2 separate regions of the Mus musculus genome follow, and region 1 is linked to region 2. The links are chromatin loops, found by intact Hi-C in ENCODE. Cell type or tissue: gastrocnemius. All regions are shown on one strand. Links, peaks and the distances in the headings refer to the core of each region. The heading gives the core; the rest is flanking DNA.

Region 1 (5,603 bases), core at 121-5,120, 230 kb before region 2:
TAAAAAAAATTAGAAAGGAAAACACAAGGCAATATAATATACAGGTAGATGAAGGAGAAATTGAGATGTTTCTAATGTTGTGAAGTGATTGGAGGTAAGCTGTAATAAGTAAAAGATTATTGTATAAAGACATGTGCTCAAGCGCACACACGCACGCATGCACGCACACACACACAAACACACACACACTCTAAGCAATACACACTCTAAGCAATACAAGCCGGGCATGGTGGCACACATATTAATACCAGCACTTGGGAAGCAGAGGCAGGCAGATCTTGTAAACTCAAGGCTACCCTGACTTACAAATAGAGTTCTAGGAGAGCCATGGCTCTGTTACACAGAGAAACCCTGTCTTGAAAACAAGCAAACAAACATAAGCAAGAAAGAAAACAAAGAATAAACAAATAGTAAGTTGAAATCTAAACTTAAGCTATCTTCACTAGATATACATAAAAGACCTAAAAATTACCTTCAAACCCAGAAAAATCAAACCAGATAAAAAAGCAAGATATGACTACATGATGACTATAAAAAAGAGCATTTAAAATACAAAGAGGAAAATAGGTTTAAAGTACAAAAGTTAAACACAGCATACTACCTTCTAGCCAGGTACCTAGGAACACTTGCTACCTGGGACTCAGAGGCTACATGTGACTGGGATTCAGGAGGCCTCCTACATTACTCTTCATCACTTTCACCCCAGCCCTGTAACAGCCTCTCCCACCCTCCATCAACTTACCTCCATTCCCTGTACCTAGCTTAGCTGTTTTTATTCTCACCCTCAGTCCTGTAGCAGCCTGATTACAGCTTGCAGGTACCCCTTTGCACCTCAACTCTACCCAGCTCTTGTTCTGACCCAGGGTCCTCCTAGTCTGACCATCCCTGACTCTCCAGACATAGCCTTTTCTACTGCAGCCTACTTGCCCATCCTCCCTGGGGATCCCACCTCTGGATGTGGACAGGATACCTTAGCTCTTTCCCACAGCCATTCTTGGCTTTATTTCAAGCTCATCTCTATTACTTTTGGCCACTCGATGACCTTCAGAAGTATTCTCTACCAGGGAACCTACAGCCATACACGTTCCTAAGATCCAGAGAGGGCAGCAGAAACCAAGGAACAGAATGTCCTGTCCAACAAAGACAGGACCAGATATCAGCACCCAGAATCACCTCAGTCATCCTAATTCCAGATGCCTGGACACCAGTGGAAAACCACAAACAAGAACACCAAGATGGAATGCTTTCACCAGAGCCCAGAAAGCCTGCTACAGGAGGCCCTGGGAAATGAAGCACAAGACAAGGATTTCAAAATAGGTACCATGAATATGTTCAAGGACCTTAAAGAGGACATGGATAAATCACCCCAGGAAGGCTGTGAAAATACACAGTGGAATGCATAATGAAACCATTTCAAGACATGAGAGCAGAAATAGAATCACCAAGGAAAACCCAAACTGAAAATGAAAAATTTGGGGAAAGAAGAAGCCAAATATTTTTATTTGCAGATGATACAGCTTTAAATTGAAAAGACCCTTAAAATCCACCTGGAAACTTCTATAGATTAGAAACATTTTTAAGCAATGTAGCAGGATATAAAATTAACAGACAAAAACTAGAAGCCTTACTAAATGCAAATGATAGACTGAGAAAGAAATCTGGGAAATAATACCTTTTACATTAACCTCAACACACACACACACACACACACACACACACACACACACACACACTCACACTTATGTATATGGATAATTCTAACCAAGCAAGGGAAGGACTAGTAATCATAAAACCTTTAAGAAACTGAAGAAAGAATCTGAAGCAGGTATCAGGAGGTGGAGAGATCTCCTAGCCCAGGGATGGTAGAATTAATATAGTGAAAATGGCCATCCTCCATAACCAGCCTACAGATTCAACACAATTCCTATCAAAATTCCAACATAATTCTTCATAGAAATAAAAAGAAATTTTTAGCTTCATATAAAACACACACACACACACAACCCTAGGACAGCTAAAACAATCTTGAATAATGAAAGAACCACTTAAAGTATCACCATCCCAGATTTCAAGTTGTACCAAAGAACTATAGTAACGAAAATAGCATTATATGGAATCGGATTGATGATACCAGATTATTTTTTATTTTTTGACAAGCCAAAAATACACGCTGGAGCAAAGACAGCATCTGCAGCAAATGGTGCTGGTCAGACTGAATGGCTCAGGTAGAAGAGTGGGAATATACCCATATTTATCACTGGACACAAAACTGAACTCCAAACTGATCAGAGACCTGAACATAATGCCAGATACCCTGAATCTGATCAAAGAAAACTTCAGATTATTCTTCTGGGGGAAAGTCTTGAACTCAGGAGGCAGCTTCCTGAATAGAACATAGCACAAGCAGTAAGAACAATTACCAAATGGGACCTCATGAAACTGAAAAGCTTCTATATGGCAAGGGACAACATTATTCAAACAAACTGGCAGGTTCCAGAATGAGAAAAGAGCTTTATCAACGACACATCCAATAGATGGTTACTATCTAAATATATAAAGAACTAAAAGAATTGTACATCAAGAAAACAACAACAACAAAAACAAAAAATAGGGTACAGAACTTGACAGACAGTTCTCAAAAGAGAAAATGCAAATGACTGAGAAACACTTGCTCACTGACAGTGGGAATGCAATGTTACAGTCACTATGAAATCAGTGTGCTGGTTCCTCGGAAAGCTTGGAATCTATCTACCTCAAGATCCAACACATTTGAAAAGGAAATAAAATAGACAAATTCCTTGAAATGTATAAATTACTAAATTCATTTAAGAGCAGATACTAAAGAAAATAGCTCATATGCTAAATGAAATGTTTGATGAAAAACACAAGAAAATTCCAAACCCAGTGGCTGGTATTGTCCTCTAAACATTTAAGGAGGATCTAAAGTTCACTCTGTACAAACTTCAAAATCTCTGAAGCTGGTGTTACTGTGGCATCAAAACCAGGAAGTGACGTGCGAAAATGCAGATCAACATTCATCATGGAACACAGGCATCTTCTACAACTTACCAGCAAATGGAATTCCAAAGCATAAGGAAATATCAATATATGATAAACTTGTGGAGTTTATCTTAGAAATACAAGACCATGGTTATTAGAAATAACCAAAGCTGGAAAGATGGTTCAGCAGTTGGAATACAAACTGCTTTTGTAGACAACTGGAGTTTAGCTGCCACCAAGCACAGCTGGTGGGGCTCAGGACCCCCTGTAACACCAGCTCCAGGGGGAGCTCCATGCTTCTGGACTTGGGCACTATCTGGGAATTATAGGCCTGTATGGGAATGTTGCTTTATCTGACTGGTTCTAACTATGCCCATGATTTAACAAGCTTATTATTGGATCACTTTCCACTTTGTATTCATTCATTACTCTCAATACTTTGCGTTCTTGTACCTTAGCCAAAGAAATTATGACTACTCTAATTTATAGGTCTCTGCTTTTCTAATCATCAGTACCTCTTTCATACAATGTGAGCAAGTCTGATCAGCTTGATTGCATTATCAGGAAAATCTGCATTCATAGCTAAAGGAAGGTGACTGGTGAAAACCGTTTATTAAAAGAAATTCCAATGAATCGCTACTAGAGGCAGAAGCAGATGCCATGACAGGGAATTGAGATCAAAGGCTGCCAAGCTAGTTGAGAATGTAGGCATATTACAGTCAGCAATGTAAGTGATCTTGAGTATAGACAATCAGCTATTTCTCTCTTGGTAAACAGACTTCCCAGAAAGATAAAGGGCTTTTCAAAGGAGCCGAGATACATTTCAATACTTAGGCCTTTTCCAAACACTGGAGGCTTACATAGATATAATGTGTCAGTTACACTGTATCCTAGCAACATCTCTAACAAAAAGAGAGTATGTGATGCCAAGAAGGTCCTCAGCCTGGTGCTTAAACATTGAGGAGTGAGCCTCACTCTGCAGAAACATGCTCTAAGAAACTCCACAGAACACAAGGATGCACCATCATACCCAAGGGTGCAAGTCTCCTACCCAAGAAAAGAGGCATACAGTGGGCATTTTTGAGTCCAAAGTTTCACACAACATACTTGTTTTTTACTCCCGATGCTTCAGTGTAACCATGACTCCATACTGCTGGGGCTCCTGATGCATCTCCTGCTGACGGCTGGTCAATCTTGAAGCAGCGAATGTTACTATGGGCAAAAAGAGCCGCAGGAATCGTTAGGGACAGCCGAGGGAGATCTGCTGCCTTTACCTGAGAGAGGACACTGCTAAGCACTCCCCACTTTCCACCTCTGCTGTGTCGAGTGAATGAAATATTTACGGGCATCAGGAACCTGCTCCTCAGGTGCCTTACACTGATAATGAGAACAAGGGTGTGGCTGTGGCACAAAGACTGTTTTCACAGTGACTGCAGAGCATCAGTTAGATATTGGCAGACTGTACACTACATATCCACACAATGTGAGTAAACAATACAACTTAAGAGAGCAGGGGGATGGCTCAGGTGGGAAAGTGCAAGCCCAGAAATTAAATTTAACCCCTAGAGTCTTCATAAAAAGTTGCAATGCCAGCACTGACAAGATAGACACAGGACCCCTGGTCAGCCAGCCTAGCCTAATGGTGAGTCCCAGACCCCAGTGAGAGACCCTGTCTCAATTAAAAAGAAAAAAAGTGCATGACTCCTGAGGAACCAGGGTGACCTATGGCTTCTGTGAGTACCTGCACAAACACTAACACTAATATGAAGTACAGATATACATAAAACTAAACTTAAAAGCAAACAGAAATTAAGTGTCATGTTAGCTTATAATTCTTACACCATGAACTGGGCACTCAAACTTGAAAAGAGCAAATTCATAGCTGTGTGATGTCTTTGGCATTCACTACAAACCCAATCCTGTCCATGCCATGTATTTAAATAGCCAACGCACATCACTGAGGCTTCACCACTCCCTCCGTCTTTCAGTGTCTTCATTAGGAGTACAAGCCACACAAGAGACATGTAAAATTACATTAATGAATTACTAGTTCACTCCATGTTTTAAGATGTGAGATTTGGGTTCTCTCTCAGCTAATGACTACTTACTAATGGTGCCCTTCCACAGACAGATAATCTTTATAGATCAAAGAATTTTCACAGAAATAATTCCATTTTCAAATAGTTATACAAAAAATACTAGTGTTTCTGCCTCATTCAAAAATCTTTTGTAATGAAGCAATTGCCTGTCTAGCTAACTAGGTAACTAAGTAGCCTCCCAAGAAGATGGCTGTGTGGACTGTCTACCACGCTGACATCTGGAAAGGGACTGAGCCCTGGAGAGTTCCCGAATGGATTCACTCCAGTTCCTGGACAAGCACAACCCTAGTCACAGAAGCATGTGGAAACTCTCCGGAGTTACTAAGAAGACTCTGGGGTATAACCGGAAGGTAGCATTTTCAGTATTATGATTCATCCTTAGTAATTAATTTTTAAGTCTGAGTGCACAACGCCTTCACCACAGAAGGCCAGTCACTCTCATAACATATGCTCACTGTAGACACTTACCAGATTTCATTTATGCAAATATAACTGTGGGACCCC
Region 2 (5,603 bases), core at 403-5,402:
TTGGGCCCCAAGCACTGGCACAGGCCATGGCCAGAGGAAGAGGCACCTTTCCTTCCTTGTCCAAGAGGAACCAGGAGGTCACCAGCTCCACGACTGCAGGGCACCTCCTCCACAGGTGGAGCCTGCTCCCAGTTTTCACAGCAGGCTGCCACAGAGCTTGCAGCTCTCTGCCTGGGACCAAACTCAGAATCTTCATGAAAGACTTGTATCAGAAGTCTCCAACAACACTCCCCACACACACACGTGACAAAACCTATGACAGCTCGGCTGAATGACTCTGCCACAAAGACCACAGCACTAACCATGGGCAGACAGCTGAGCAACAATTTGAGGACAGGAAAGCCTTCTTAGAAAAAGCTAAAACAGAGAGACAGAGATAGAGACAGAAACAGAAACAGGCAGAGACAGACAGAAGAGACAGACAGACAGACATAGAGACCATCAGAGAGAGACAGCAAGAAAGAAGAGACAGACAACAGAGACAGAGAGAACAGACAGAAACAGAGGGGAAGAAAGTGACAGAGACAGAGACAGAGACAGAGAGATTACTTTTAGAAATGGAAATGTAAGAAAATAGGGAAAATAGAAAATAATTAGAAAATGGTTTATGTCTCAACAGAAACAGAAATCATGAAGGATCGTTTTCACAAATTAAAGGATGTTGTGCATTTCTAGGTTGTTGGAAAATAAAAATATCAAATAGCCAGAATAAATTAAAAAACATGTACATCAAGGCATACCATCACAAAATTTGAAATAATGAGGTCAGGAGAAAATTTAAAAGCTTCTATGAAGAAGAAAATTAATTCTATTTGTGGTCAGAATTTCTTCAGAGTTTTCAAGTCCAAGGGATGATAGTGCATGCCTCACACCCCTGAAGGAAAGGAAAGGCCTGTCAATGCAGGAAAATTAGACACTTGCCTAAACACTGACCAGTCATTAGGGAAGAAATGAATAAATGAAAACAGGTCCAAAGGAGTGTAGTGGTTTGAATAGCTTTGGCCCCCATAGATCATGTCTTTGAATATGCTTGGCTGAGGGAGTGGCACTATTAGGAGGTGTGACCTTGTTGAAGGGAATGTGTCACTGTCAGAGTGGGCATTGAGACCCTCATCCTACCTGCATGGAAAACAGTCTTCTGGATGCAGTGGGATCAAAATGTAGAATACTCAGTTCCGTCTCCAGCTCCATGCCTGCCTGCACTCTGCCAAGCTTCCAGCCAATGTAATAATGGACTAAACCTCTAAGCCCATAAGCCAGCCACAATTAAATGTCCTTATAAGTCTTGCCTTGGTCATGGTGTCTCTCCACAGCGATGGAAATCCTAACTAAGACAAGGAATTCATGTAGATTGAAATAGTTTTTTGAATACACAAACGCCCCATGCCTTACTGTAAGGAATTGTATATCTAGAGTGCTGCTGGAGAAGATTTTTCAGAGAGATGAAGGATACGCCAAGAAATAGAAGGTAAGGGATGCAGGAAACAGATCCCAGCTCAATAATGGGCAAGAAAGTCCCCAAATCAACAATGAAGAGAGATCCTCAAGTGGAAGAAGGACAGAGGACTCCAAAGACCTCTTGTGAGATCTTAGGAGATACCCAGGGGGAACCCCTGGGATCCAGGAATTCTGAAAACACTAGCGCTCCAGTGGAGGGTTTGGGGCTTCCTCCATGGTGTGGAAAATAGACCACCAAATGAAAACATGAAACACCTATTAAGTGGAGGGAAAACAAAAAAAAAATTTTTGCAAGAAGGAAAATTAGTCCTAAATATATTATATGATCCAGTGGTATATTGGTTGAAAATTGATGTAACCAAATGTATTACATCACTAATTCAGAAAATCTGTGGTCACAGAGCACCTAAGGGCCTGGGTGGGAGACTGAGAGCACCTACAGAGGTGAAGGGAAGGAAGCATCGATGTGGATAGAGATCTTGTGCTGTGAAGGAAACAGCCAAATAACTAAAAGGGTGAAAACTTTAGACATTAAGGAGGAGGATGTAGGAGAACAGACAGCTGCTATTAGAAATGAAAACTGCTGCCCTTGTCTAAGGAGTCCACTGATGGTTGCATCCACCTGACATGTTCAAAGCAGATGTGAAGCGCTTACAGAAAAATTAAAAGTTTCTCAGTCAGGATCTCACTGTGTAGTGGGGCTGGTCTGGAACTTTCTGTAACCCAGGCTGGCCTTGAATTTGCATCAATCCCCCTGCCTCTGCCTCCTAAGTACCTGGATTACAAGCATGTGTCACCAGCTATAAAGCTACAGTTTTAAAAATCAGAAGGACCATATTTGTTGTTGTTTGTTTGTTTGTTTGTTTGTTTAGTTTTTAGGAGGGAACGGCAGAAGCAATATATTGAGATAATTCCATGAACGGAACAGCGCTCAAGCAGGACGCAGTAGCTTGTGGTGAAGATTTTATAGTTACTAAAGCTGGAAGGTTGGTAGCTCTACAGCAAACGTGGCATTGAGAAATCACCAAAGGAGGCTTGGAAACAAACATTTCATAAGTGTCATCTGGAGTGTCCAGAGAGACACTCCAGTAAAAGAGCAGTCAAGAACCCCAGGCTAGTAGTTCAGTGATTGGACTGAAGCTGCAATCAAGGTTATTAGAATACTCGTTACAGACATTTCTAACCAGGGTGTTAGAATATAAGAATTAAGTTCAAATTCTTTAATGAGCCTTATAGTAAAAAAATATTTGGAGTTTTAGAATGATTGTGTATTTTTCCAGGACACCACACAAAGAATATGACCCTGTTTTCAGTGGACACACAGTTGTCTTTCATGGGACAGAAACACAAACCCTGTATTAAGAAAGTGAATCTTAGGGCATATTGTCATTCCTATCCTGGTACAAAGCCCTGGCCCTGTTCTTTAGCCGCACAAGGGGCGGCATTGTGTGCCTGAGATGAGTGTTTGAGCTGAAGTTCCTGGCTTGGCTGGGATCTTCCGTTTGGCTGCGCTTCCCCAGAGATCAGCTGCCTGTCACAGGCTCTGCACTATTGACACCCCAAACAAGGCGCAAGCAGGGAAAACAAACAAGGCCAAGCTGCTTTTCCTTGCTGATGAGTCAAAGGCTACACTCAAGCTACCAAATGTTAGATTAAATTTCATCGTGAGATGAAAGTGAGCTTCCTGGAGGACTCCTTATCTGTTTTTGTTAATTTCGAACTCAGGACTTGGCTTCCAACCAACAGCATAATTGGTAACAAATGTCGCCTTCTTCCCGCACTCCCTTCTGCTGTGCTTCCTAGCATGGCTTGTGCCACACTCACCCTCCAAACAGACGGAACATGAACAGAACAGTCTAGCTCTTACTTTTGTTTTTTAAAGCTTACCATCGCATTTTAGTGCTGATTTCCCCATCTGCCCCTTGCAACTTACTACCACCTTCCAAACAGTTCTATCTAAAGCATCTACAATACCATAGATAAGTGTAGTTAAGAGAAGGGCATCCGTTTGGAATTCAGAGATTCCACATAGTCTGCCAACACCCCCCACAGTATTTAATTGACAAATATATGTGTGCCAATGTGTTTAGCAGCTTCTCTTCGCAAAAGTGAACAAAATGAATAGTTGTCAAGGGGCAGAGGAAGGTCCCACATCAGAGGGGCTGAGCACTGCAGAGTCAGTCCACCACCACACCATTGCCGTATGCCGGTGGATGGCAATCGCACCTATCAGCAGAGCAAGTAGATATCCAAAATGCTACTGAGGATGGATGAGGAAGCAACTGGAATAGACTATTTATTTATGCTTGATAACACCCATACATTTCGAAGAATACAATACTGAGAGATCGGTTTTAAATGATTTTAAACATTAAACAAACATCTAAAGTCGCCTGATAGATCAATAACAGATTTGCTTTGGAGCTAGCAGACAGGACAGACACTTCTCCAATGTCAACTGAACACATTTAGAGATATCCCGGGGTAAAGGTTTGTGTCCAGCCTGGACAGCTATCCTTGTCCTGGTGGTCCTTTGGCTCGAGTCCTTGCGAAGGTCCCTCGCTGGAGTTCACAGGATACAGCAATGTTTTGGAAATGGGAGAAAGCTGGGGCAAGGCATCTGGGAAGTTCTCTAGAGCTGGAAAAGGAAGGGAAGGGGCTTGCCCCAGGAGCCCAGAAAAGAAGGCAGTCCTGCCAACCTGACTGTTGGAACTTGGACTCCAAACTGGAGGGTTATACACTCGCCTCTCAAGATGCTAAACTTGTACTCCTTCATCATAGTAGCCAAAGGAACCCAGTATGCAATGTGCTCTGGACCCTTGTTCGGCCCTGACTGCCCTGTCCTATAACTGTGGTCAGGTGAAAGGTCATTTACATGCCAACACATACTTTCCACCATGCCTATGGCTGCATTTAAAGTATTTGTAATTAGCAGTTAAAAAAAAAATGAGCTGGGCGTGGTGGCGCACGCCTTTAATCCCAGCACTCGGGAGGCAGAGGCAGGAAGATATCTGAGTTCGAGGCCAGCCTGGTCTACAAAATGAGTTCCCGGACAGCCAGAGCTATACAGAGAAACTGACTCAGGGGGGGTGGGGAACTATTCTAAGCATTAGCATCTCTGCCTTGGTTTAGGAGCAAAGTGCCAACACACTTGTTTGTGTGCACGTGCGCTTGTCACACGCGCACATGTCATAGTGTGACTGTGGAGGTCAGAGGACACATTTTGGGAGTCAGTTCTCCCCATGCCCCATGTGGGTCCCAGGGATCCAGCTCAAGGTGTCAGAGTAGGTGGTGGGCACTTTACCTGCTGAGCCATCTTGCCAGCCCCCATTTTCCTCCTTTCTTTCATCTTGTCTTGTCTGGAGACAGGGTGTCATGAAGCTAAGCCAGCCACACATTTACTGTAGCACATTACTGTGTAGCCTAAGCTGGTCTTGGATCTGATTCTCCTGCCTCCATCATCTCCTCTGTGTTGAGATCACAGTTATGTATCACCACACCCAGATTAGTGGCAACAGATTTGCAAGAACAGAATTCAGTGTTCTCTGAAGTGCTTGAAAAGTAGCCTTTAAAGAGGAAACTTAAACCCAGGGACGAATATCACAGGATGAGATATGATTTCTCTGACATAGAAAGAGTTAACAACATCCCTGCATAGGTCTCCTGAAGGAAGGAAGTGGCAGAGTACAAAAGAAACACCTACAATATGCTAGCTGTCTTAGAGTTTTACTGCTGTGAAGGGACACCATGACCTTGGCAGCCCTTATAAAGGAAACCATTTAACTGGGGCTGGCTTACAGTTTCAGAGGTTTACTAACATCATGGCAGGAAACATGGCAATATGCAGGCAGGCATGCTGGAAAAGGCTCTGAGAGTCTGCATCTTTGATCTGACTGCAGCCAGGAGAGCCTGACTAGTGGACAGCTAGGAGGAGGGGCTCTTCCACACTGGGTGGAGCTTGAGCATAGGAAGAGAACTCAAAGCCTACCTCCACAGTGAAGCACTTCCTCAACAAGAGCACACCTACTCCAAGGCCACACCTCCTAATAGTGTCATTCCCCATGGGCCAAGAAGTTACACACATGAGTCTACAGGGACCAAACCTATTCAAACCACCACACTAGCCAAAGAAATCATTGAAAATG

What was found. Peaks named below come from ENCODE experiments on the same cell type or tissue, not always from the same donor. Only the 100,000 strongest peaks of a DNase experiment are listed, where the experiment ranks them.
Region 1: a loop joins it to region 2, with 2.8 times the contacts of the local background. A loop is called at or near these places in 26 of 42 quality-filtered maps.

The regions. Positions count from the first base shown.
Region 1 is chr1:106,378,927-106,384,529 of GRCm38, reverse strand. It overlaps Phlpp1 (PH domain and leucine rich repeat protein phosphatase 1), which reads right to left. Exons shown (of 17, transcript NM_133821.3): 14 at 4,108-4,212. Among named protein-coding and RNA genes, the nearest start is that of Gm41928, 140 kb to the left of the region's middle. In gastrocnemius, for the core only: no CTCF peak of the experiment used is centred there; no DNase peak of the experiment used is centred there.
Region 2 is chr1:106,152,812-106,158,414 of GRCm38, reverse strand. All of the region lies in intron 2 of Gm20753 (predicted gene, 20753), which reads left to right. Among named protein-coding and RNA genes, the nearest start is that of Gm20753, 16 kb to the left of the region's middle. In gastrocnemius, for the core only: no CTCF peak of the experiment used is centred there; a DNase peak (open chromatin) is centred at 2,965.